Regions from separate parts of the Mus musculus genome. Here region 2 is linked to region 1. The links are chromatin loops, found by intact Hi-C in ENCODE. Cell type or tissue: heart. All regions are shown on one strand. Links, peaks and the distances in the headings refer to the core of each region. The heading gives the core; the rest is flanking DNA. Region 1 holds the start of Icam4 (intercellular adhesion molecule 4, Landsteiner-Wiener blood group). Region 2 holds the start of Raver1 (ribonucleoprotein, PTB-binding 1).

Region 1 (11,764 bases), core at 2,613-10,612:
AGCTTTGTGGGTGCTAATTGAGCACGCTATCCACTGGACTACATCCCAGCCCTCACGGCACTTTTCTAGCGGGCTCAGTCCTCTTCATTCTGCGCTGTCCTCACTCACATTCCACACCCACAGTGACCGTCCGTGAATCCGTGCCATGCGCATTGGTGGCCACACAGCGGTAGGTCCCCGCATCCTCTCGGGACACCTGTAGCCTCTCCAGCCTGGCGGCACCCTCCCTGGAGCAATGCACCCGTGGAGAGGGGCGGCCCCTGGCACTGCAGGCCAGCGCGGTAGCCTCAGCTCCTTCCAGCCAGGTCTGGTGACTCGGGCAACTGGATTCATCCATCTGTGGCGGCGCTGCAGATCAGCCACCATAAGGAGGGACGTCAGGGAAGGCAAGGATCCTGGGACACCCGGTACTTTCCGCCCACCTGGGCCCCTGCTCACACTCCGCGCTCACGACGACTGTTTTGACTGTGGAGCCGTGCCGGTTGGTGGCGTTGCAGAGGTAAATGCCCGGTGACAGGTTACCAGGGGTCATAGAGTTTCTAGGACCAGAGTTTGAGGACACCAAGGGCAACACTATCCCTTCGCTTGCACCCTCCGAGCCTACGCACTCCACACGTGGTTCTGGCTTCCCATCAACTTCACAGGAAAACAGCTTTCCAGATCCCTCTACCCACGTCCAGTTGCTGGGGCAGCCCAACTCCTCAAAACTGGGACCATCTAGGAAGCAGGGAAATAAGAGTTGACATAGAGGACAGAGGATGCGGGTGCGGACTTCTCTGCAGTCACCCCTACTCACATTCCACCGTGACGGCCACATTTTTGGCCGCTGATCCTCTGGCGTTGATGGCTTCGCATCGGTAAGTGCCGGCGTGCTCCCGGGCCACGCGCAGAGGCCCTTCCATGACTTCCTCCTTTCCAGAGCGCACACAACTCACGCTAGGTGGTGGGACCCCGTGTGCCACACAGCTAAGCGATGCCTCCGTTCCCTCCAGCCAAGTAATATGTTCTGGGCAGCCTACACTGTCCAGCGCTGGGGCATCTGGAATGGACTTTGGTTTTGGTTTTTTGTTTGTTTATTTTGAGACAGGAATTCCCTATGTAGACCAGGCTGGCCTGGAACTTGCTCTGTAGACCAGGCTGGCCTCAAACTCAGAGATGTGCCTGCCTTTGCCTACAGGGTGCTGGGATTAAAGGCGTGCATTACCACTGTTCTATGCCTTCGGGAGACAGCTTCTCACTCTGGCATGTACCATTTTACTTTTCTATTTACTCTGTACGATATGTGTGTGGGAAAGCATGAAAAGGTAGGCGTTCTCTCCTCCCACCTTCACATGGGTTCTGGCCATCACTTCAGGTGATCAGGCCCCTTTCCTGAGGTCTCAGGATGCTGCTGACTGATCCCCACAAAGCACTCCCCGGTACACTCTCTTGACTGCCTGTTTTTGCCAGACTGTACCCAGTCCCACAGTCCCACCTACACTTCCCTTCAGTGTTTTCCCAATCCCTGCAGAATCCAGCTTCTTTCCTGTCCGTATAGGCCCGTCTCCCCTAACTCGGTGAACTTGGGCATGCATGCCTCTCCCGACTCACATTCCACGGTCAGGGTCACATCTTTGACCGCCTGGCCTTGCCCATTGACTGCTGTGCATCGGTAAGTGCCTGCGAGGGCACGGGTCACTGGACCCAATAGGCCCAGCGCTAGCACCGCCCCGCCCTCAGGCCTTGCACAGTGCACCGAGGGCTCAGGGTTTCCGCGGGCCTCGCAGTGGAGGGTCTGCTCTGGACCCTCTGGCCACGTCCAGCTTCTGGGACAATCCAAGTCATCCAGGCGAGGTGCATCTGCGGGCACGAGGCAGAGGAGATAGATAAGGTTAAAGATGGAGCAGGTAATAGGGGCTTTGGAGGTCACAGAGATAGGGTGAGCATCCACTCACACAGGACACGAAGCTCAGAGCTCTGGTTTTTTCTTAGAGTTTCCCCGTCCACATCGAGGGCGGCGTCGCAGAAGAAGCCCCGCTTGTCATCGTTCTTTGTAACATTTAACTGGAGCTCAGCGGGCTGCCCCGGGACCGCAGCTGGAATTCCCTCCAGGGTGACAAGGGCTCGAGCCCCTGCCCAGCAGCTTATGGTCACCATTTTTCCCTCGGGGGCTTCTGGCTCACTCAAAGTCAGAAGAGGAGTCGGGAAGCCTGAGGGCGGAGAATTGGGTGGGGTTCACTCCCCACTCAGGTAACTCAACCCCTTCTATTTATTCATTTCCAGCTTCTACCTGCTCCTGCCCTGGAACTCTCCTGCCCTGCTTTTTCTGGTGTAGACGCCCCGCCCACTTTATTGGCTCCGCCTCTGTGAGACTCTGGTTCCAGCCCCAGCCAATGAAGGCCCCCTGGATTCCCCTTACTGTAAACAGTCAGGTTTTCCTGGGTCTCCCTGCTTTCGCCCCCGAGGGTCACGACGCACATCAGCTGTTTGGTGCCTTCCTGTTCTGCGCTTGCTGTAGCTGTGGCAGTGGCCACAAGGCTGTCCCCATCGAGGGTCACATTAGGATTGAGCCTCTGATCTCCCAGAGAGAGGTAAACCCCGGCTTCTGGGGCAGGAAACAGTCCATCCAACGTGCAAGTCACCGGCCTTTCTGAGTCCACTTCTAAGACTCGGGGAGCAATAAGACTCGGGGAATGTGGAGGCATGGCTGGGGCGGACAAAGAACAGGATTTGAGTTTATGAACTAAGCATTCAGTGTTGACAAGCCAATTTGCATGCATTGTTTGGTTTCATCCTAAAAATACAGAAGGGCGGGCGAGATGGCACCACAAGTTTAGGTGCTTGTTGTTAAGCCTGACTTGACTCGATCCCCAGGACCTACATGATGGAAAGAGAGAACTAAACTCCTACTTATCCTTTAACTTCCACACATGCACTGTGGCATGTGCATAAACGCATATACACACACTCTCTTTTTCTCTCAATAAATAAATGCATAAAGAAAAAGACCACAGAAGAAAGCACTTGGGCTGGAGAGATGGCTCAGTGGGTAAGAGCACCCGACTGCTCTTCCGAAGGTCCGAAGTTCAAATCCCAGCAACCACATGGTGGCTCACAACCATCTGTAATGAGATCTGACGCCCTCTTCTGGTGTGTCTGAAGACAGCTACAGTGTACTTACATATAATAAATAAATAAATAAATAAATCTTTAAAAAAAAAAAAAAAAAAAAAGAAAGCACTTAAGTTAGTACTTGTGTTGAAGCTGCTAAGCCTTTGGGGATCTAACTATGCAGCCCTGGCTATGTAGACCAGACTGGACTTTAAATGAACAAGAGTTCCGCCTTAGTTCTGCTTGGGCTGAGACTTAGGGCCTACACCACTACACTACGCCCCGCTGCCCTAAACTTAAAACCTGTCAGTTAGGGTCCATACTCACCAAAGGTACGGAGCTGTCTGGGGGCCGAGCTATTTGCAAACAGTCCCAAGCCGTGTGGCCGCAGGTCAAGCTCGGCGAGGCATGAGAAATTGACCCTGTGGTCCTCCCTGCGTGCCAGGACCCTGGCGGTGAGCATCGCACCCCGCGCTCGGGGTGGCTCGCCTACGAAACTGCGGCGAATCAGCTCCTGGCCGCCCCGCAGCAGGGTCAATGTGAGGCTCGCTCGGGGTCCTGCTCCCGGGACCCTGCAGCTCAAGGTGAAGTTCTCGCCCACTGGCTGCCAAGAAGGGAGCGGCACCAGCTCTACCCGATCCGGTCGCTCTGCAAGGGACCAAAACCTGGGCTTTAGCGAGCTGTAGTGCTCTCAGGACAAGCCTAGGAAGGAGGACCAGAGAACGGGTGGGCGGAGCTTTAGGGGGAGGTCCAGGGACCCAAGGGGCGTGTCCACACTGTACTCACGGAAAGTTCGGATGAGTCCACGCGCTTGGAGTGTGCGGCGCGCGCAGCGGAAGAAGCAGACCGGCTGGGTCTCAGGCTCTCGGATGTCCACCAGCTGCCGAGCCAGCCAGCGCAGACCCCTCTGGGTCCCGTTTCGGCGTAGCGAGGTCTCCAGGCCACCGCGCTCCGGCCGCGGACAGTTAGTGCTGCAGTTGAGCCACAGCGAGCCCCCGCGCTCCACGAGCGCCACGCGGGGCTGAAGGTCCGCCCAGAAAGGTTCTAGCGCGACCGCTGCCCAGGAAAACGCGGGCTCAGCCTAGGGACCCCATCTCTGAAATCTTAGTGGCCCCCATCTCCCAAACCAGGGGTGTCTGTAAGGACGAGGAAAGACCACCGCCAAGAAATAGCACGGGAGTCCCGCATCCCACTCAAGATTCGGGACTGACGCACTCTTAGAGGGGCGTCTCTGGAAGCCTTGCTGCCTATGGCAGAGATGGGGAAGCTCGGTGCAGGGATGGGGTCTCAGATGAACACATCAATAGTGAGGAGGAGGAGATTCCAATTTGGGGGGATGGGGAACCAAGTCACTCTTAAGACCCTGACAGGTCGTCAGGAAATGGGGGGGAGAGACACCGAGGCTGGGGGCGAAAGCAAAGTAGAAATGAGAGACTGAGTCAAAGGCTTAAAGGAGATTGTCCCCAAACTTGAGTAACTTGGACAGAAAGCCACAAGGTTAGATTCCGGGAAGGAACCGTGAGGAAAGCCCTAGAAAGCCGGTTGCCAGGGCTCCAGGTGGAGGGGAAACAGGGCCTCTGAGTTATGACAGTTGAGGAGATAGGGTCTTTGAGGATCATAAATAGGGATGATGCTAGTCTGTGAACCATAGGACACGACAGAGCAGGAGAGAACAGGAGAGCCACAGTGTCTCCTGAGCCAGGTTGGGTGCAAAACCCCGAATTCAGAAAAGGTGCTGGGTTCCGATCTGAAAGATCGAGGTGTGTTGGGGTGGAGGAAGGACAGGGAGAAGCCCGGAGCTCCAGGTGGTGGCAGAAGCGTGGGAAGCTAGAAGAGGGCGGAGCCTGGAGGGGACACCCGGGCCGCCCTCTCTGGTCCTTCAATTCCGCCCCCGCCTTATCCACCTGGCTCCGCCGGCGGGCTCTTCTTACCTGAGATGCCTAGGATCCCCAGGCCCAGGGCAGCCCAGAGGCCGAGGAGCGCTCGGCGCAGCCCTGGCGAAGGCCCCGGCATTGCCGCCGCTGCCGGGGAGGGGAGAGCACAGAAGGCGAGGGGAGCGCGAGTGATGGAGAGCGGGGCTGGGAGGACCGCGCAGCGCAGCGGGTGGAGTGTGGGGGTGGCAGAATTGCGCCCAGGGATTGGTTTAAACGTTGGTAACTTGGTTTCTAAGGAGGGGGCGGTGACAGAGGCGGTGATGGGGGGCGAGCTGACAGGAGGCGAGCGCGCACTGGGCTTCTCCAGGCCTTAATGCAGGCGAGCTAGCCAGGCAAGAGCGGTCCCCCGTGGGGGAAAGATCTACATGGAGGTCGGCCTAATGATCTAAAGCCTTCTGGGGGCGACCACGCTCTCCCGCGTCATCCCTGGCGAAGGAGGGAAGGGATGCTGAGAGGCCCTGCCCAAACACCCACCACCATAGGTATAGAGTCTGAGACAACGCGCTGGGTCTCCAAGCCACGCCCATCCTCGGTCCCTCCCACCAGCGCCTGTTTGAGCAAGGGTGGATGGAGAGGTTGCTTGTATTAGCTTGGGGAGTCAATAGTATGCAGGAAATGTGGTTCTAAGAGGAGAATGTGAGGATGCCTTCCTTAACTGAGGTTTCGTTTTGACCTCCAGCAGGCTAAGTATGGGAGCCACGCCCCTAAGACCTCCTCCGCGCACGCGGCGAAGGAAGAGGGGGATCAAGTGCCAGCAAGACTCGGACACGTGTGCGTGTGCGCAGCGTTCGCAGGCTTCTAAATTAGAGTCGACTCCGGCACCCGATCTTTATTTACCCAGAGTGCAGCGGGAATGTGTCTACAACGCTGTTGTGTGTCTAGTCTCTCAGCAGAGCTTCTGCGCCCTCCTCGCCAGGAGTGTGGCCGCCTCTACTGGGTAACTAGTGCGAGATTCTGCAATTCACGCTGGACCAAAAGATCAACTGGGGACACTTTGACCCCAGCTTTGACATCCCTCTCTACATACATACCAGACTCGGAGACAACAAGCACAACGCCAGGAAGCAAGTCTGTGACAGCTCACGTGGCCTGAACAATCATCTCTTAACTTGTTGCTATGCTAGATTTCCTATCTAGTTAGCCGCTTCCTCTACTACTTGAAGAAGGCCCCGCCTACTCGAGTGTTTCTACCTCCCCCCCCCCCCCCAATTAATGATAACCTTGGGGAATCAGGTCTAGCTCCACCCGCTGGCCTTCTCTAGTAACGCACAGGCTCCGTAGTGGAAAAGGAGGGAGGAGAAGGGAAACTTAGCCTCCAATCAGAGCTCCGGCCTGTATCAGCGGAGCCAATCAGAAAAAGCCATACCAAGAGTCAGCCCTGGAGGGGAGGTCAGTTTAGTCTTTCTGCCCCGCACAAATAAAGCTAACAAAACTCTACGCAGAGGAACTCGGGTTCTAGGACCCCATGCTGGCCTTGAAGGAGAAATTTCAAGGTGTTGTTTCCTCCAGTACTACCTCTAATCTACTAATCTTCAGCCCCTACGTAAGGAATTTGGAAAAAGTAAGGTACCTTAAAAAAGAAACCACTTTCTCCAAGAACCGTAAGGCAGAGACTGAGGAGGAAGACTTTATTGTTTCAATAAGAGTCTCTGAATTAATTACTCTGAAGTTCTTTTCCCCTCCCTCTTGTCAGGCATCGAAAACAGATCTATAACTAAGTCTGCACAGCCAGGTACTTGCGCACGTAGACAGCCCCCACAGCCAGGAGGATCCCCACCAGGGTTGCGATGGAGGTAGAGGCCAAGGCTATAGAGGCTGGGCTTAAAGCTGTGGGCAGGAGTGAAAATCAGGAACTAGGAGGTCTGAGGACCGCCAAGCGTGGAGCCCACGCCTGTTCTGCAGGCCCCCTTGGAGTGGCAACATCCCCTCTCCCGCACCCATTCCCTGGGATTACAGGATGCCTCACCGAGGACTGTCAACATAACAGGTGCCGAGCTGCTGCGCACCACTAGCCCGTCGAGATTGAGGCGCGCATGGCAGGTGAGTGGCTGCCAGAGGTCGTTGAGTCCGGCCCGCATCACGTAGGTCAAAGTGACATTAGCCAAATCTGAACCGGTGAAGCGCTCCAGGCTTTCATGATAAATCACTCGGCCACCTCTTCTCAGGCTCACCACCAAGAATCCCACTGGGAACACGTGTGTCACATAGCATCGCAGAGTGTACTTGTGGCCCACTAGGACCGGAGGCTCCAAGATCACGCTTCTGGGCCGTTCTAAGGCAAGAGAGATAAGGCCCACAGGCACCCCTTAAAGCAATTACCATCTATCCGCTTCCTCCACCCCTCTCCCCTCACCCCAGCCCGGCCTGAGCCCCGGTCTCCCTCACTGTAAGCAGTGATCCTGGCGGTGGCCTCTCGGGTTTCTCCTGCGCAAGTGACGACGCAGCGCACCTTGGAATTCCAGGCCCTCACATCCAGTAGCTGGTAAGATACCCAGCCGGATCCATTAACTATCTTTCCCTGCCGCAGTTGGGTGCGCAGGCTGGAATGCACCGGCAGGGGGCAGTTGTGGCTGCAGTTAAGCCACGCTGAGCCCCCGGGAGGCACGGCCTCTAGCTCTGGATTAAGACGCACCCAGAAAGGTGCTGAGGTCACGGAAGGCGCGGGAGGACTTTGCATCCACTCTTGCTGGGGGCTCCCACCCCTCGGATAGGCAGCCACCAGCAAAAGCGACGGGAGCAGAAGGGCAGACTCCATGGCACAAAGCCCGCGCTGAAGTGCGGGCGGAACGCCAGGGAGTTTAGGCTGGCCGCAGGAGATAAGAAGGCACCCTGGCCACGCCCCAGAATGGGCCTCGGCCGGCCCTGATGAAGATACCTGCCTCCCCTCCCATCAGACCCTACAATCAACCAAAAGCCATTGCACAGTTCTGGACCTGCTCTTTAGTTTTTACGTAAGCCCCAAGAAGTCTTTAAAAATTAAAAAATAAAATAACGCTTGGTGATGGCACATGCCTTTGATCCCAGCACTCCCAGGGAGGCAGATCTCTGTAAGTTCAAGGCCATCCTGATCTACACTGGGAAACCCTGTCTATCTAACGTAGATTTTACTAGACATGGCAGTGGCTTTGTCATTTAGTCCTAGCATTCAGGAGACAGGTTGGCCCATCTTTGTGAAGTCAAGGCCAGCCCATTCCACATAGCAGATTTCAGGACATCCATGGCCACAAAGAGAACCTGTCTCAAAAAAGAAAGGGGGTGGGGGTGGGGACCAACCTGATCCACAGACTCAGAGTTAGGGTTAGGTTACCAGACAACCCTGAGGCATTATGGGAGTCGGCAGTCCTTAGGGCTTTGCCTAACTGATGTGATGACTGTACACAAACTCACAAGACACTCAGGCCGACATAAAACTTTATTGATTCAAAGGAAAGGTTTCTGTGCTGGGAGGGGTGCTTACCCTCCCACAGCAGCTTGCACGACCCTTCTAAGGAGTTGGAACATTTCCTTCCAGGCTTTCTCTTTGAGGTGGAGCCGCCTGGGACCATGATTTCATGAGCATGAGGCTCGATTGTTCAGCTGCTAAGGCATGGTGGCTGACATTGGGAACAAAAGTAGGTGGGGAGGTGCTGGGACGCTCCAGGATGTGGAGGAGCAGAGAACCACTGCCAGTCCACATAGTGTTTATGTGACTGGTGAAAAAAGTCGACCCTTATGAGAAAAGCATCCTGACCAGTAGAGAAACCCTCGACCCATGTGATCTTTCCCCAGACTCTCACAGCATCTGCAGCAGGGTCCAGGCCATAACTTATACATTCACCTCCTCACTGATCTACTATATACAGGGTACTCAATAAATAGCTGGTAAAACTCTAAATTAATAAATACATCAAGAAGAGTTGGGGACAATGTCTCAGCTTTCCTGTGTCGGGGGGAAGTGTGGTCTTCTTGCTTGTGTCTACTGGATATCATGTCTTCCTTAGGCAGGAGCCCCTCAGCAGGGGCAATAGAGAATGAAGTCAGCGTTTCTTGGCTGAAGGTCCACCGGGCTGTAGGTGGGTCCGGGTCACACGTGTTCACAGTCTTGCTCCATCCACCGAGTCCTCTTAGCTCTGAGGCTACAAGTGTGCATCCCCCAGGCCACCATCCTGTTCTGTGACAGCCAGAGGAAGTGGCTGAGGGTAAATGCTGTCTACCATTCTGTTCAAAAGCAGCAGCAGCTGTTGCCCTGCAGGGGGTCCAGGCAGGAGTCTCATCCAGCAGGCTCAGGGAGGTGGGGCTTGTCCCTTGAGTTTTATGGCCTCCTCCTGAGCCTTCTGTAACTTGTATATCCTGATCTTTCTCTGGCGGTTATAAACATAAGAGGCTGCCATCACGAGGCCCACAATGACCAGCAGTACTGGCACCAGAATGATTATAGTCCAGTTATTTTGAGAGTGGTCTGTGTGGTAGAGACAGAAGGGAATGGTGAGACTTGAGGCCCTGGCACCTAGCCCACCCCTCATCCAGCCTTATATCCTGGGATACTCACACAGTACTGTCAGGTACACATTCCTGGTGACATTCCCATGGGAGCTAAAGGCATGGCACACGTATGTACCATTCATCTCCTGTTTGACAGACTTCACCACCCCGATGGGCAGCAGGGCACCATCTGCCTTCCGTCTGCAGGTCATCTTAGGAGATGGGTTCCCCCAGGCCTGGCATTTCAGAGTCTGCTGAGACCCCTCTTGCCAGGTCCAGTTCCCCAAGCAGTCCGTCTCGTCCAGCCGAGGACCATCTGGAGAAATAGTGTCAGAGACAGAGATCAGGGAAAGCTCCGAAGGCACATGGGGCAGTAGGAAATGACTATCACTCAGCACTGCAGCCAACTCACACAGCACGTGCAGTTCCAGGGTCTGGTTTTTAAACAGGAACTTTCCCGCCACCTCCAGAGCGGCAGAGCAAAAGAAGCTTCGTTTGTGATCCTCCGAGCTGGCATTCAGTGTGAATTGGACCTGCGGGGTGGGTGGCCTAGGCTCGACGCCGCTCAGAAGAACCACCTTCGACCCACTGTGGGCTTCACACTTCACAGTTACTTGGCTCCCTTCCGAGACCTCCAGCTGGCTCAGGGTCAGGACCGGAGCTGAAAAGTCTGGGAGCGGGACACACCGTGAGCCCCGCCCAGTGCAAACCCCCGCCTATGACCACTCAGCCTCAAGTACAAGATGGACCTTTAGTGTCAGCCCCAATCTCCAGCACTGGCCATCCAGGAACTGGGCCTAGCTGAAACTAGGCCTTCTGAAAGGCCTAGCCCCACACTTTTTGAGACAGGGTCTCATTGTGTAGCCCTGGCTGGCCTGGAACTCATAAGGACTCTACCTACTACCTCTGCCACCCTTGTGCTGGGATTAAAGCAGTGCTAAGCCTCCCTTCAGTTCTCTCTCTTGAAAGTGCCACCACAGGCGCTAGTCGTGCCCCTGGTGCCAGTCCTTACTCCTGAATGAGCTACCAAGTTAGGCTACGCCCCCGAAGGGCCCACCCTTGTCAGTCCTACCCCTTTAGTACCCCTCCATTGGGGTCAGTCAGGTCTCAACATCGCTATCTCTGGACTAAGCCCCGCCCCTTCTTACTGTAGACTGTTAAGGTCCTCTGCGTCTCCAGGATCTGGTCCGCTAGCTCCAAAACGCAGCGCAGCGGCAGGGTTCTGTCGAACTCCTCAGTCACCTCTACCAAGGCAGTGGCTGACACAGAGTCACTGCTGTTTGTGCTCTCCTGGGTCGGCATCTGGCCTCCCAGCTCCAGGTATATCCGAGCTTCAGAGGCAGGAAACAGGCCTTCCAGGGAGCAAAACAACTTCTGCTGGGTGCCCACCTCCAGGAGGTCAGGGGTGTCGAGCTTTGGGATGGTAGCTGGAAGATCTTGGGGGAGAAGACAGGCATGAGCAAGTGGAGTTCCGGGGTCTGGGTTGTTTTTTTTAACAGCAACTGCCCAGCCACCTCCAGGGCCGCAGAACAAAAGAAGTGTTGTTTGTGATCCTGGAGGCTGCCACTCAGTATGAGTTGGACCTCTGGGGTCCACCCCACACACCACCCTTTTTCTTTCTTTTTATTCATTTATTTGCTGTGTATATATGTATGTGACTCACTTGTGGAGGTCAAAAGACAACTTTCAGGAGTCAGTTTCTCCTTTGGAAGCTGGGAATTGAACTCAGGTCATCAAGCTTGGATGCAAGTCCCTTCCTTTACCCACAGAGCCAGCTCACCATCCCCAAAACTCCCACTATCTGGATTACTATCTTCTCAGCACCTTTCCCCCATTGCTGGGGTCTTCTTCCTCCCAAGAACCCACTTGCCCGCTGTGAAGGACCTCACCGAAAGTCCGGAGGCTCCTGGCCTCGGAGACATTAGAGAACAATGCCAGCCCTTGCGGCCTGAGATCCAGTTCTGTGCGGCATGAGAAATTGGCTCCGTGGTCCCCTCTGCTAGCCAGCACCGTGAATGTGATCTCCTTGGGGTCCTTGGGGTGCCCACCCACTGGCTGGCGGCTCAGTATCTCCTCCCCACGGAGCAGCACTGCTGAGAGCTGGGTCCGCGGTGCTCCACCATCCACGTGGCAGCGCAGGGTGAGGTCCTTGCCTACTTGCTGCCAGGCTGGCAGAGGTCTCAGCTCCACACTCTCCGGAAACGCTGCAAGGAAACGGGGTTGGGGATCCTGTAAGCTGGACTGCCGTAGACAGACCTACACCTGCCTGAAGACTTCAG
Region 2 (11,764 bases), core at 2,409-10,408, 61 kb before region 1:
ATGACCTCTACATTATCTGTGTGACAGAGATCACACCAGAACTTCCCCCAGGCCCTTGTCATAGCACATGTAGCCTATCTTTAGAACCCATCTTCACGAAAGAAGTGACAAGCACGTTGAGAAGAGTTTCAATGTCATTATGTCTCCTTGTCCCCACAGGATTTTGTTACACCAGAAAACATTTCCATATTGTACTGTACTTTAAAATGCCTAAAATAAACGGCCTGCTGTCAGACTCTCGAGTTTGAACCAAGACCAGCTACTGAGTCATGTTGAACTGGATTTCTGCGTGCCTCACTCAGATCGCAGTTCATTGCTCTGCCAGCCCTGGTGTTTGCAGAGGCCTCCGCAATCTGTGGGCCACCGAGATGACTCAGCAGGTAAAGGTGCTTGCAGCCAAGCCTGACAACTGAAGCTTGGTCCTCAGGATGAATTCGCATGGTGGAGAGGACCTCACACCTCTCTCTGATGCTCACACACACTGCACTCCCACCCACACATCCATGGTGATTAAGTAAATGGAGTTATAAACATGAAAGCTGTGTGCAGTGCTGCGTCCCCTTAATCTTAGCACTCAGGAGGCAGATGCAAGTAGATAGATTTCTGTAAGTTCAAGGCCAGCCTCATGATTATAGTGGGTTCAAGGCAAGTCAGAGATACGCAATGAGACCTTGTCTCAAAGATAAAATAATAAAGCCAGGCATGGTGGTACATGCCTTAATCTCAACACTTAGGAAGCAGAGGCAGGCAGATCTCTGAGTTCAAGGCCAGCCTGGTCTACAGAGTAAGTTCCAGGACAGTCAGAACTACACAGAGAAACTGTCTCAACCCTCCCCCTCCCCCAATAATAATCATATAAACAGGCAAGAGAATAGGGTCTGGAGAAATGGCTCAGCCATTAAACATTAGGCTCACAACAAAAAGGCAAGAATAGAAAGTTAGATGTGGTGGCATTGCCTGTAGATGCTTCTGTTGGGGAAGCTAAGGCAGGAGGATTATTTGAGCCCAGCTATTCAAAACCAAGTAGCACAGCAAGACCGTATCCCAAGAAATTAGAAGAAAAAAACAAAGAGAGAGAGAAAAGAACAGCAAACAGCAAGGCACATTGCTCTGCACACAGTGACCAGTCTGCGATGCGTTTGTATATAATATGGTACAAAGTGTAACTGCATGCCTTCCATGTGTGCATGTCTCATGTCTATGTGCATCTCTTTGTGTGGCCATGTAAATGACTATGTAGGAGTCTCTATAAATGTCCGTATGTTCCAGTGCATGTGTGTTTATGTATGTGTATTCATGAGTGTTCCTGTTAGGACATTTATGTCTGTGAGTTGTCCCTCTGTCGATTCTGCACTCCCAACCCCATTTTTGAGACAAGGTCTTAGGTGCCAATGACTTCAGTGTACAGTGGCAAGGATGCCCTTGGATTAATGTCTTCCTCCATCCCCGACACTCCTCCCTCCCATTTTAAATTACATTGATTTGTGTGTGAAATAGTGAGATGGCCAGAGGGCCTGGTTTAATAGTTACTGGGATGAAACCCAGCTCTTCATGAGTCCCAAGCAAGCACGCTACCACTGGAGCCATAGTCTGGGTCTCTCTTTTCGGCTGTTTGAGGCAAGGTCTTGCTCTGTAATCCAGACTAGCCTAGAACAGGTGATCCTCCTGCCTCAGCCTCTGATGTGCTAGAGACACACACTCTAACTCAGGCTCTGTCGGTTCAAATCACCTCACTTCGCTGATCTGTTTTCCCATCTATAGCAGGAAAAGTAATGAGGGTTCATTAGCTGCTTGAAGTTGTTTGACACCTAAACAGTATATGGAGGGGTGCACAGCAAATTAGTGATGAATGTTTGGCCCCCGCCCTCTCTGTTTTTTTGAGATGGGAGATGGGTTTCTCTGTGTAGCCCTGGCTCTGTAGAACTTACTCTATAGATCAGGCTGGCATTGAACTCATAGAGATCCACCGGCTTCTGCCTGCTGAGTACAGGGAATAAAGGCGTGCGCCACTTCCAGCCTCTTTTTTGTTTCTTATAGTAATGGATGTTAATCCTATAAATGGCCATCTTCCCTCCACTGTGATGTCCTTGAAAACTGAGTATCTTTTATCTTAGTGCCTGGTGCAGGGCGCAGGAACAAAAGGAAATTTCTCCTTTGTCCTCTGAATGTTTCCTGGAGTAACTGGAAAGGAGCAGAGGACACAGCTGAGCAGCAGGAGTCCCTGCCTAACACTGCCCCTGGGAGAGAAGAGCTGGGAGCAGGGCTCAGCCCCTGCCTAGACTACCTGTGAGAGGCCAGGTAGGTCATGGCTGGGGGTGTGCCTGTGACAGCATGTTTAAAAAGAAAGAAAAGCAATTAGCCGGGCAGTGGTGGTGCAAGCCTTTAATCCCAGCACTTAGGAGGTAGAAGCAGGCAGATTCCTGACAGCCAGGGCTGCACAGAGAAAACCTGTCTTGAAAACAAAACAGGGGGCTGGAGAGATGGCTCAGCGGGTAAGAGCACTGACTGCTCTTCCAGAGGTCCCAAGTTCAATTCCCAGCAACCACATGGTGGCTCACTCACAACCACCCATAATGAGATCTGACGCCCTCTTCTGGTGTGTCTTGAAGACAGCTACAGTGTACTCATATAAATAAATCTTTAAAAAGAAAGAAAACAAACAAAAGAAAGAAAGAGAGGGAGAAAGGAAGGAAGGAAGGAAGGAAGAAAGGAAGGGAAGAAAGAAAGAAAGAAAGAAAGAAAGAAAGAAAGAAAGAAAGAAAGAAAGAGGCCAATTTACAGTTTGCAGCAGGCACACCCATTTCCTCCCTGTTTGCTGGGGTCTCTAGACTTTGTGTTTGTCCTTTTCTACGGGGCTCCTTGAGGGTACTGAGCTGCCCCACTCCATTCCCCTGCCAGCCCCCAGAAATCCTGGAGATGTTGGTAAAGGCAGGGGCTTGCTTGTAGATGGTGGGTTTTAGCTGAGCCGTGAAAGTGGACATCCAAGACCTCACAGGCTTTGGGAAGTATAAGCACATCCTGGACAGGGCAGCTCTAGAAGCAAGGGCAGAATGAGTATGGAAGTGGCACTGGGGTGGACTTGTGAGAAGGACCCTGGTTAGGAGGACCCTGATTAGGGCTCCTCTGTTTCTGTGAATTGTTATCCTTAGTTTTGCCAGTGAGTCCTCCACATCTTCCAAGCCCCCCACTATCTTGGAGGTAGGGACATGGAGGCTTATAAGACTGCTTTCTGGATGGTCTGTTCCTGGCTTCCGAAGCAGCTCCAAATGATGCTGTGGACAAGATGCTCAACACTATAGTCTAAAGCCATGGGGACATGCTCAGGCCAAAGCCACTGCCACAACCAGACAGAGTGAGGGAAATGTCAAACAGATGGAGAGATGGTCTGTAACCTGTGCCTCAAATGCAGAAGTATGGAGGCCTGGGAGCACTTGACAGTAAGAAAGACACAGGGCTCCAGAAGCCATACAGGTGGGGCCTATGAGGGTAGAGACAGGGCCAGGCCATAATGGAGGTGTGGCTTGAGCCATGGGAAGGTCATGGAGTCAGTAGTTCCTGAAGTATGTCTTCTCCTTTAGGTTTCCCAGGGCCTATTCTAAGCCTGAGCAGGACCAACATCACAGAGCTGTCCATGGTCCATGGGACTTGCACACTGGTCATGCTGGAAAGTTATTCTGCCCCTCCTCTTGGAAGCTGGCTCAGCTTCATCTCCAGAACACCAAGAGGGACAATGGGCATGTCTTTTGCAGTGCCACCCTGGAGGTGGGTGGCTGACTCCTCACAAGAGCACCACTGTCCACCTGCATGCCCTGTTGAGTTGGTCATTCAGACCTTTTAAGATCTCCTCCCTCTGTCCTTGCTTGGGAAATCTTGACTCTTCCCTGGCCTTAATATCCTTCTATGGATATCTGGAGTGTCTGATCATGTGGTGGTTTTATAGATTGCTCCAAGACTGATCATGCCAAATGTCCCCAGCACTCTGTGTTACAAAGGTAGGATTCCTACTCTAAGTGTTACAGCTCAGATAGAAAGGCATCTTGGCAGTCAGAAGTCAAGGAATACCACAAAGTCATACCACACAACAAACCTCATACAAGAGATTTATGGGAAAACTACAAGAGAGTGGCTGCCTTTGCTCAGGAGACAGCAGCTAAGAGCTGAGTAGGAGACAGGCTTTATATAAAGAGGCTTTCCAGGATGTCTGCGGTTTGGTGGGATTCTATGGCCTGATCTTTGGACAATCTCGGGAATTGGTGGGATTCTATGGCCTGATCTTGGTGTTTTTTGTTTTTTTAAATCTCTGTTGTAGGTCAGGGCTTGGTTGTCTGGGGCAGGGCTTGGTTGTCTGGGGCAAGCACCTGGCCATTTAGACACCAGCGGTTAGAACCCACGTTTAGAGTAGCCAGGGGGGCAGGGCCTGGCCACGTGCACCTTGAGGGTTTTACAGCACACCTTGCAGTGCCAGGCCCAAGGCCATGAGCTCCAAAGCTCCGGCATGAGGGCACCAGGCATGGGGTACCTCATTACTTGTCAACCTAAACCACGACGGCACCTATCACTGCCAGGAAACTGGCCCAAGAACACCTTGCTCACAGTGACTGACATTCAAGGTAACGGAGGAACCTGTACGGTCTACAGGGGCAAGTTCAGCAGGAACCCAGGACACACATATGCACTTGGGTCTCTCTGTGCCGATCAAGGCCAGGATGGCCAACATCACTATGGGGGTGTTCATGCCCCTAGGGATGGTGACCACTGCAGTGGCGTCAGTGTACACCCTCAGGATGCAGAACCCGAGTGGCTGCTACCACTTGAGAAACAGAAGTACCTCTGTGTCTCTCAGCACACTGTCGTCCAAAGATACAGCCCAGGGTAAGTTGTCCTGAGACAGGGGAAGACCAAGGTCCAGACTGAGAGGAGGATTGGGCCGTATCAAGTTCCAGATCAATAAAACCTTCAAGGGCTGGAGAGATGGCTCAGTGGTTAAGAGCACTGACTGCTCTTCCAGAGGTCCTGAGTTCAATTCCCAGCAACCACATGGTGGCTCCCAACCATCTGTAATGAGATCCGATGCCGTCTTCTGGTGTGTCTGAAGAGAGTGACACACATTAAATGTACTCACATTAAAAAATATAAAAATAAATCTTTAAAATAAAACTTTCAGCATGATAGTGCACACCTTTAATCCCAGCTCTCTGGAGGCAGAGGCAGGTGGATCTCTGTGAGTTCAAGGCCAGCCTAGTCTACAGAGTAAGTTATTCCAGGACAGCCACAGAGAAACCCTGTCATGAAAGACAAACACACACACACATTAGCACTTGCCCATAGACTCCTGAAAGTAGTTTTCTGGTGCTAGAGAGATCCATGTCTGTCATTATAAACTGCTGATCTTTTCTTCCTTGTGTCTTTTGCCAGTTCCTTCCCCAGCTCCTGTTTAACTTTTTGCTTCCTGTGCTGTCTATCTCTACTACCCCTACCAAGTCTGCTGGAAATGAAACTCAGGGGTTGCCATGCTTAGCAGTTAGTCCTTTTTTTCTTTGTTTTTTGAAACCCTGACTTACTATGTAGACCAGGCTGCTTAGGCCTTCAGAGTGCTGAAAATAATGCCAGCATTTGTCGTTGTTATTTGGTTGTTTGTTTTTCTTTTTTGAATCAGGTTTATCTCAAACTTGAGTTGTATAGTAGGGAATGACTTTGAACTTCAAGTCCTGCAGCTTCCATTTTGGTTTTTCGAGACAGGATGTCTCTGTGTAGCCCTGGCTGTCCTGGAACTCACTCTGTAGACCAGGCTGGCCTCGAACTCAGAAATCCACCTACTTCTGCCTCCCAAGTGCTGGGATTTAAGGCGTGCGCCATCACTGCCTGGCAGCTTCCATTTCTAAAGTGCTGGAATTGCATGCGTACATCAGTACACCTAATTTTTGTCTGTCGTTTCATTTTCTCTTTTGAGACAGGATCCTCATGAATTTGATTTCCGTTGTAACTGTGGATGACATCATAAGATCTGCCTTCCCCTCTAAAGGGCTTAGATTACAGGTGTGTGCACCTGACCAACTCTTAAGGCGGTGTTAGGGATTCACGCCTGCCTATTCTCAATCCTGCCTTGTAAGGCGGCTCCATGTTGCAGCTCCGCCCTTTTATTCAATGGCCCAGAGTCAGGGGAAGGGGGCAACGCTCGCGGGGCTGGTTCTAGCCAATACGCTGAAAGGGGCCGGGAGAGAGGCGGGGCTTCCACCAACCAATCACTACACGCGACCTCCTTGCCGCTCTATGTCGCTCCGCCCTGAGCTCGCTGGTCCCAGAAGGCGCCGGGTTTCCCAAGATGGCGGCCGACGTGTCCGTTACTCACCGGCCGCCGCTGAGCCCAGAGGCGGAGGCCGAAGCGGAAACTCCCGAGACCGTCGATCGCCGGGCGCCCGAACAAGAGTTGCCGCCGCTCGATCCGGAAGAGATCCGGAAACGCCTGGAACACACTGAGCGCCAGTTCCGTAACCGCCGCAAGATACTGATCCGAGGCCTCCCGGGGGACGTGACCAACCAGGTATGGGGGGTGGGGGTGAGAGCGTGGCGGGAAACACCACGGTGCGCGTGCGCGCGCACGCGGGCGGGGGGGTGGAAACCGGGCGGTACCAACGCTGCTGTGAGTGGGGGCTCTCCCCAGTGTCATATCCTCTCCCAGGGTCGTGAAACATTAAGAACGAAGTGGAAAGGGCATGGTTAGGAAAAAGAAAAAAAAGAAAACACTTTAAAGTGCTGGTCGACGTTGCTAGGGGCGACCATCGGACTTGGGAGAGGCCAAGTGGTTGAAGGTTGCAGGTAGTTGGAAGGGGCAGGCAGCTGTGGCCCTGCTGAAATATGTACGGGAGACTGTGAATAGATTGATTGAAATAGATTCCAACTGACCCATGCATATTCAGAGGGTTGTTTCCCTCCTCTGCCTTCGGGTGACAGGAGCTCAAATCTGGAAGTTTCAGAATTAAGAGCATGGCTTTTCTTATCAAGCATAATCGACACCTTTTAGAGGTAGACCCGGAAGTTGGAGCTGCATCCCTCAATGCCTACTAGAATTGATTTGGGAAAATGAAGTCTCCTTTCGACATGAACATGCCGCGGTGGGGGGCGGGGGTTGTATTCTGTGGCACTTCCCTGTGGCTAATCTTGTCTGCCGGGACTGCCCTTCTATTGGGAACCCATGTAGAGCAGGGTGTGCAATGCTCTTTGGACCCAAGAAAGTGGTATCTCTGTTGCCCTGCCCGGTGGTGGTGGGATAGGCCCTTTCTGATTGCTGCTAAATTGTCTGCTCACTGGCTCACCCTAGTACCCCCTGCTCTATAGGCACATGGCTAGTGAAGCTGCAGAGGTGTTGGGGAACACAATAAAGGACCAGACAAGGAATAGACACTTGTGTGCATGGTGTCCTGCATATCTGGAACTGCCAGCCCTATCTCCTTGGGCTCATACACAGGTCATTTGGTGCAAGGAAGCCAGGCAACTTGCCCTGGAAGCCAGCATTCAAAACAGCAGCCCTGTCAACATGAGGGAGTTTGGGTGGCCCCTGCACCCACACAGTGTAGGGTCAGATAAGTGAGTGGGGTCCCTGGTCAGGTAGCATGCCCCCTGTTGTCATGACAGCCCTGGCCAGGTACCCCTGGGTAGCATGCCCCCTGTTGTCATGATAGTTTGTGTGTTTCACTTCTTACAGCCTCAGCTGTTTTCCTCTTGGAGAAAATGGCTTCATAATTAGCTGTGGACCGGTTTCAACCTTGCACAGGGGAATCAGACAAGTTGGGCAGCCTCCTTGAAGGTGTGCAGTTTGAGTTGTTGGTGTTCCTAGCATGTAATCTGCAGTCTTGCCCTGCACAAGATAGATTGTAGAAGATAGCTGTATGGACAAACAGCTATTCATTTATCTGCTTGAATGGAGGGTCCACCTGTAGGCGGCCTTGCCCAGTGACTCCCCGGCTTCTGCTTGTGTCTCTGCAGGAAGTACATGACCTCCTGAGCGACTACGAACTCAAGTACTGTTTCGTGGACAAATACAAAGGGACAGGTTTGTGGGTCATGGATGGACAGGGCAATTATGACATGACAGTCCCCAGTGGTAACAGGACCTGGCTCAGCATCTGTTCTGAATTGTGGGTCCTGTGTTGTGTCAGAGGAAGCAGATCCTTGTTCTGTCTGTCCGTGTCTTAATTTTTTTGAGGCGGGGACTCACATGAAGCTGAGGTTGGCCTTGAACTCCTAGAGATCCACTTACCTGCTTTTGCTTCTTGAGTACTGTGATTAAAGGCAGGCACCACCCACCCTTGTCAGTTCCTTTATCTATTGTGTGTGTGTGTGTGTGTGTGTGTGTGTGTGTGTGTGTGTGTTAGCATAGGCAGCTAGTGTGGAAGTTAGAGGACAATGTTCTAAAGTCAGTTTCCCCTTGCTGAGGCAGGATCTCTCGTGGTTCTGTCTTGCTGTATATTCTGGGCAGTTCTATCTTAGACTATGAGGAGGGCTGTGATGACGGGTGCATAGGAGAGCATGCATATACTCATGAGAGTCTGGGGCTGGAACTCGGGCTTAGGTATGGCAGCAGACTCCATTTTCCAGCCTTCTTCTTTCCTTTCTTTGAGGCATGGATTTAGGCTGTAGCCCAGATTGTTCTGGGGTTCATGGTGTGCCCAGTATCCTAAAGCTTGTAGCATTCCTTTAGCTTGTACCACTCCTTTGCCTTTTCTTATGTTGTAGTTTTCTTTATTTGATGTGTATGGGTGTTTTGCCTGAGCACCATTTGCGTGTTTGGTGCCCACTGAGGCTGGCAGAGGGCACCAGATTTCATGGAACCAGAGTTAAAGAGGGTTATAAGCTGCCGTGTTGGTGCTGGGAACCAAACCCCATCCTTGCAAAAGCAGCAAGTACTCTTTAAGTGCTGAGCTATCTCTCCAGCCCCATTTTTGGTTTTGGACTTTAGGTTTTACTTAAAGCAGAGTCTCATATAACCCAGATTAGAGTTAAATTTATTGTATAAGTGGGTTGGCCTTAAACATCAAGACACCCCCCTGCCTCCGCTTGCAAAGTGCAAGGCTTGTGATCCGTGTGTCAGTGTGCTCAGCTCCCCAGTGCTCTTACTTGTCTCTTCCTAACCCAGGCCCACTGGGCACCCTACTCTGCCATAGGCTGTATGGAGTGCTCAGCCCTATGCCCTTGGGGTAAGACTTGGCAGCGTTGACTTCCCCTGTGAAGGCCATCAGTGAATGTCTATGCTTTCCTGCATTGTGCCAGGTGTTTAGACCATGGAGCACCTTCTGACAACTTAATGTGGAGAGGAATGTGCCCCTTCTAACACCTACCTGACAGGCCAGGCAGTGGTTAAGATCCTGGCCATTGGAGGCGTGGTCACAGGTTGGAATCTTGGTCTGTGTTTACTCTATGGGATTGTATAGGAGTAACAGCAGTGGATGCAGACTGAGTGTGCCTGACACAGACTACTTAGAGCACAGCTGCTGAAGGCTGGGGAGATGGCTCAGCATTTGTCAGATAAGCATGAGGACTGCAGTTGGAACCCCAGCAGCTACAGGAATGCTGGGTGGGCTGGCATGATGACCCACTTGTAATAGAAGTGTGTGGGAGGTGGAGCCAGTCTCCTGAACAAGCTGGGTAGGTAGATTAGCCAAATTAGCAAGCATTAAATAAGAGACAACTTCTACCTATACCTGTGCGTACACTCACTGTAAACATGCATGTATGCCTGTTTACCATACTCATACACATGCAAGAAAAAGAGTCTAGGTATCAACAAAGCAGACCTGGTGCAGTCATCCCACCACAGGGCTTGGAGCATACCAAAAGCCAAGGATATTTAAGTCCCTTTTAGAAAATAACATGGTAGGGTGTGGCACACAGCTTTAATCCTCGCACTTGGACTGCAGAGATAGCTTGATCTCTGAATTTGAGGCCAGTCTGGCCTATAAATCTAGCTCAGGTCAGCCAGGAAACAAACAAACAAACAAAAAGGAAGCAGAAAGCAAGTAAGCAAATACCATCCTGGGAGCAAGTGAGATGGCCCAGTGGGTAAAGCTGTTTTGAAAGTTGTGCTCTAACGTTGGAGGCAGAGCATCAGATCAGACTACTCTTGGCTACATAATACACTTGAGGACAGGCTGAGGTACATGAGGCCTTCAGAAAGGCAGGAAGAAGGCAAAATGAGGTTATGGGATCAAAAGCAGTAGGGGCACAGGGGTACAGAGCCAGGATCTAAGAGAGGAACTAGCTTAGGTTTGGTAGGGCAGTCAGGTAAGTAAGTGGGCAGAGCTCAGGCAGGAGGAGCCCGGCAGGCACCAGAAAGCAGTACTGAGTGTTGTTAGGGGAGCTGGGAGCACCCGAGCTGGGCTGCCTCAGGAGGGTCTCTGAACAAGGCTCCTGTGGCTGTGAAAAGGATTGTGAGTGAGGAGACCAGAGGGGCAGAACACGGCTCTGGAGACCAACTACTGAGTGAGTATTTGTTGTATTCTTGTGTGTGTGTGTGTGTGTGTGAGTGTGTGAGTGAGTGAGTGTGAGTGTGTGTGAGCGCACATGTGCGTGTGTGGTTTACTAGAGATTTCATTTAGGACTTCTTGAATGCTAGGAAAGTGCTCTACTGCCTAAGTACATCCTTAGTCCTTATCTTTGTTTTGTTTTTTAATTTTGTGGTGCTAAAGATGAACACTTTTAACTCCAGCCTCAGGTCTCATTTGTGTTTTTTGAGACAGTGTAAGTCACAATGTACCCAAAGATGACCTTGATTTTCTGATAACCCTGGTTTAGTCTTGTGCTGAAGTGACAGGTGTGTGCTGCCATTCCACAAGATAGAACCCAAGGCCTCATGCATGCTAGGCAAACACTCTACCAACTGAGCTGTTCTCATCCCAGCCCTTGGGTTTTTATAGCCCAGGCTGACTTTGAACTCTGTTCTCCTGGCCCATGTTGCAGATGTTGGGATCACAGCCACAGCCTGGCTCTTGGGTACTGATCTGGTTCTGTTGATTCTCCACCAAAGATGGTGGGTGTGAGGGCTAACCGACTCCCATTTGACCTTTAAGAAGCCAGAACCATTAAGAGTTTGGGGCTTAGGGGCTGCAGAAATGGTTATGAGCACTCACTCCTATCCAACAGTTCTGAGTTCAGTTCCCAGGCACCCACATGGCAGCTCATGCCTGTCTGTGGCTGTCTTCTGGTATGCAGATATACATGCAGATAAAGTACCCATATACATGAAATACACAAGTAAATCTTTTTAAAAATAAAAGAGTTTGGGGTTGGAGCTCAAGTTGGTTCAGTGACCGAGAGCACCGGCTGATCTTCCAGAGAACCCAGGTTCGATGCCCAGCACCCACATCATGGTTTACAACCACCTATAACTCCAGTTCCAGGGACTCTAAAACCATCTTCTGGTCTGCACAGGTACCAGGCACATATGTGTTATGGAGGGACTGGTGGAAATCCAAGGCTCCAGCTGACTGGATTCTGCTTTCCAGTAGTAGATGTTCTATTCACACCTGGTTTAGAGGGCCCAGGGTAGAAAGACAGGTCACTCTGACCCTAGCTTCTCTCCTACCCTACAGCTTTTGTGACTCTGCTGAATGGGGAGCAGGCTGAAGCTGCCATCAACACCTTCCACCAGAGCCGCCTTCGAGAGCGGGAGCTGTCAGTTCAGTTGCAGCCTACCGATGCTCTGCTGTGCGTGGCCAACCTACCACCTAGTCTGACACAGGCACAATTTGAAGAGCTGGTGCGGCCCTTT

Evidence for each region. Hi-C counts contacts between places; a loop is a spot of excess contacts. Peaks named below come from ENCODE experiments on the same cell type or tissue, not always from the same donor. Only the 100,000 strongest peaks of a DNase experiment are listed, where the experiment ranks them.
Region 2: a loop joins it to region 1, with 2.2 times the contacts of the local background. A loop is called at or near these places in 8 of 42 quality-filtered maps.

Annotation. Positions count from the first base shown.
Region 1 is chr9:21,025,469-21,037,232 of GRCm38, reverse strand. Icam1 (intercellular adhesion molecule 1) reads right to left here. Exons shown (of 7, transcript NM_010493.3): 3 at 11,375-11,689; 4 at 10,634-10,921; 5 at 9,898-10,155; 6 at 9,553-9,801; 7 at 8,419-9,462. The coding sequence ends at 9,287. Icam4 (intercellular adhesion molecule 4, Landsteiner-Wiener blood group) reads right to left here and starts at 7,801. Exons shown (of 3, transcript NM_023892.3): 1 at 7,410-7,801; 2 at 6,991-7,296; 3 at 6,637-6,851. The coding sequence starts at 7,779. The coding sequence ends at 6,739. It overlaps Icam5 (intercellular adhesion molecule 5, telencephalin), which reads right to left and starts at 5,195. Exons shown (of 11, transcript NM_008319.2): 1 at 5,022-5,195; 2 at 3,877-4,146; 3 at 3,418-3,738; 4 at 2,399-2,686; 5 at 1,935-2,189; 6 at 1,591-1,839; 7 at 797-1,039; 8 at 439-717; 9 at 109-348. The coding sequence starts at 5,103. Mir1900 (microRNA 1900) reads left to right here and starts at 4,905; the gene lies at 4,905-4,982. In heart, for the core only: CTCF peaks have their summits at 6,083, 6,300 (motif pointing left) and 7,574 (motif pointing right); DNase peaks (open chromatin) are centred at 3,842, 5,742, 6,312, 7,632 and 4 weaker places; H3K4me3 peaks cover 4,822 bases; H3K27ac peaks cover 4,720 bases; H3K27me3 peaks cover 6,382 bases.
Region 2 is chr9:21,086,536-21,098,299 of GRCm38, reverse strand. It overlaps Raver1 (ribonucleoprotein, PTB-binding 1), which reads left to right and starts at 6,301. Exons shown (of 13, transcript NM_027911.4): 1 at 6,301-6,541; 2 at 7,984-8,050; 3 at 11,586-11,764. The coding sequence starts at 6,323. Gm38431 (predicted gene, 38431) reads left to right here and starts at 6,292. Exons shown (of 17, transcript NR_038081.2): 1 at 6,292-6,541; 2 at 7,984-8,050; 3 at 11,586-11,764. In heart, for the core only: no CTCF peak of the experiment used is centred there; DNase peaks (open chromatin) are centred at 4,624, 6,239 and 7,559; H3K4me3 peaks cover 2,940 bases; H3K27ac peaks cover 1,958 bases.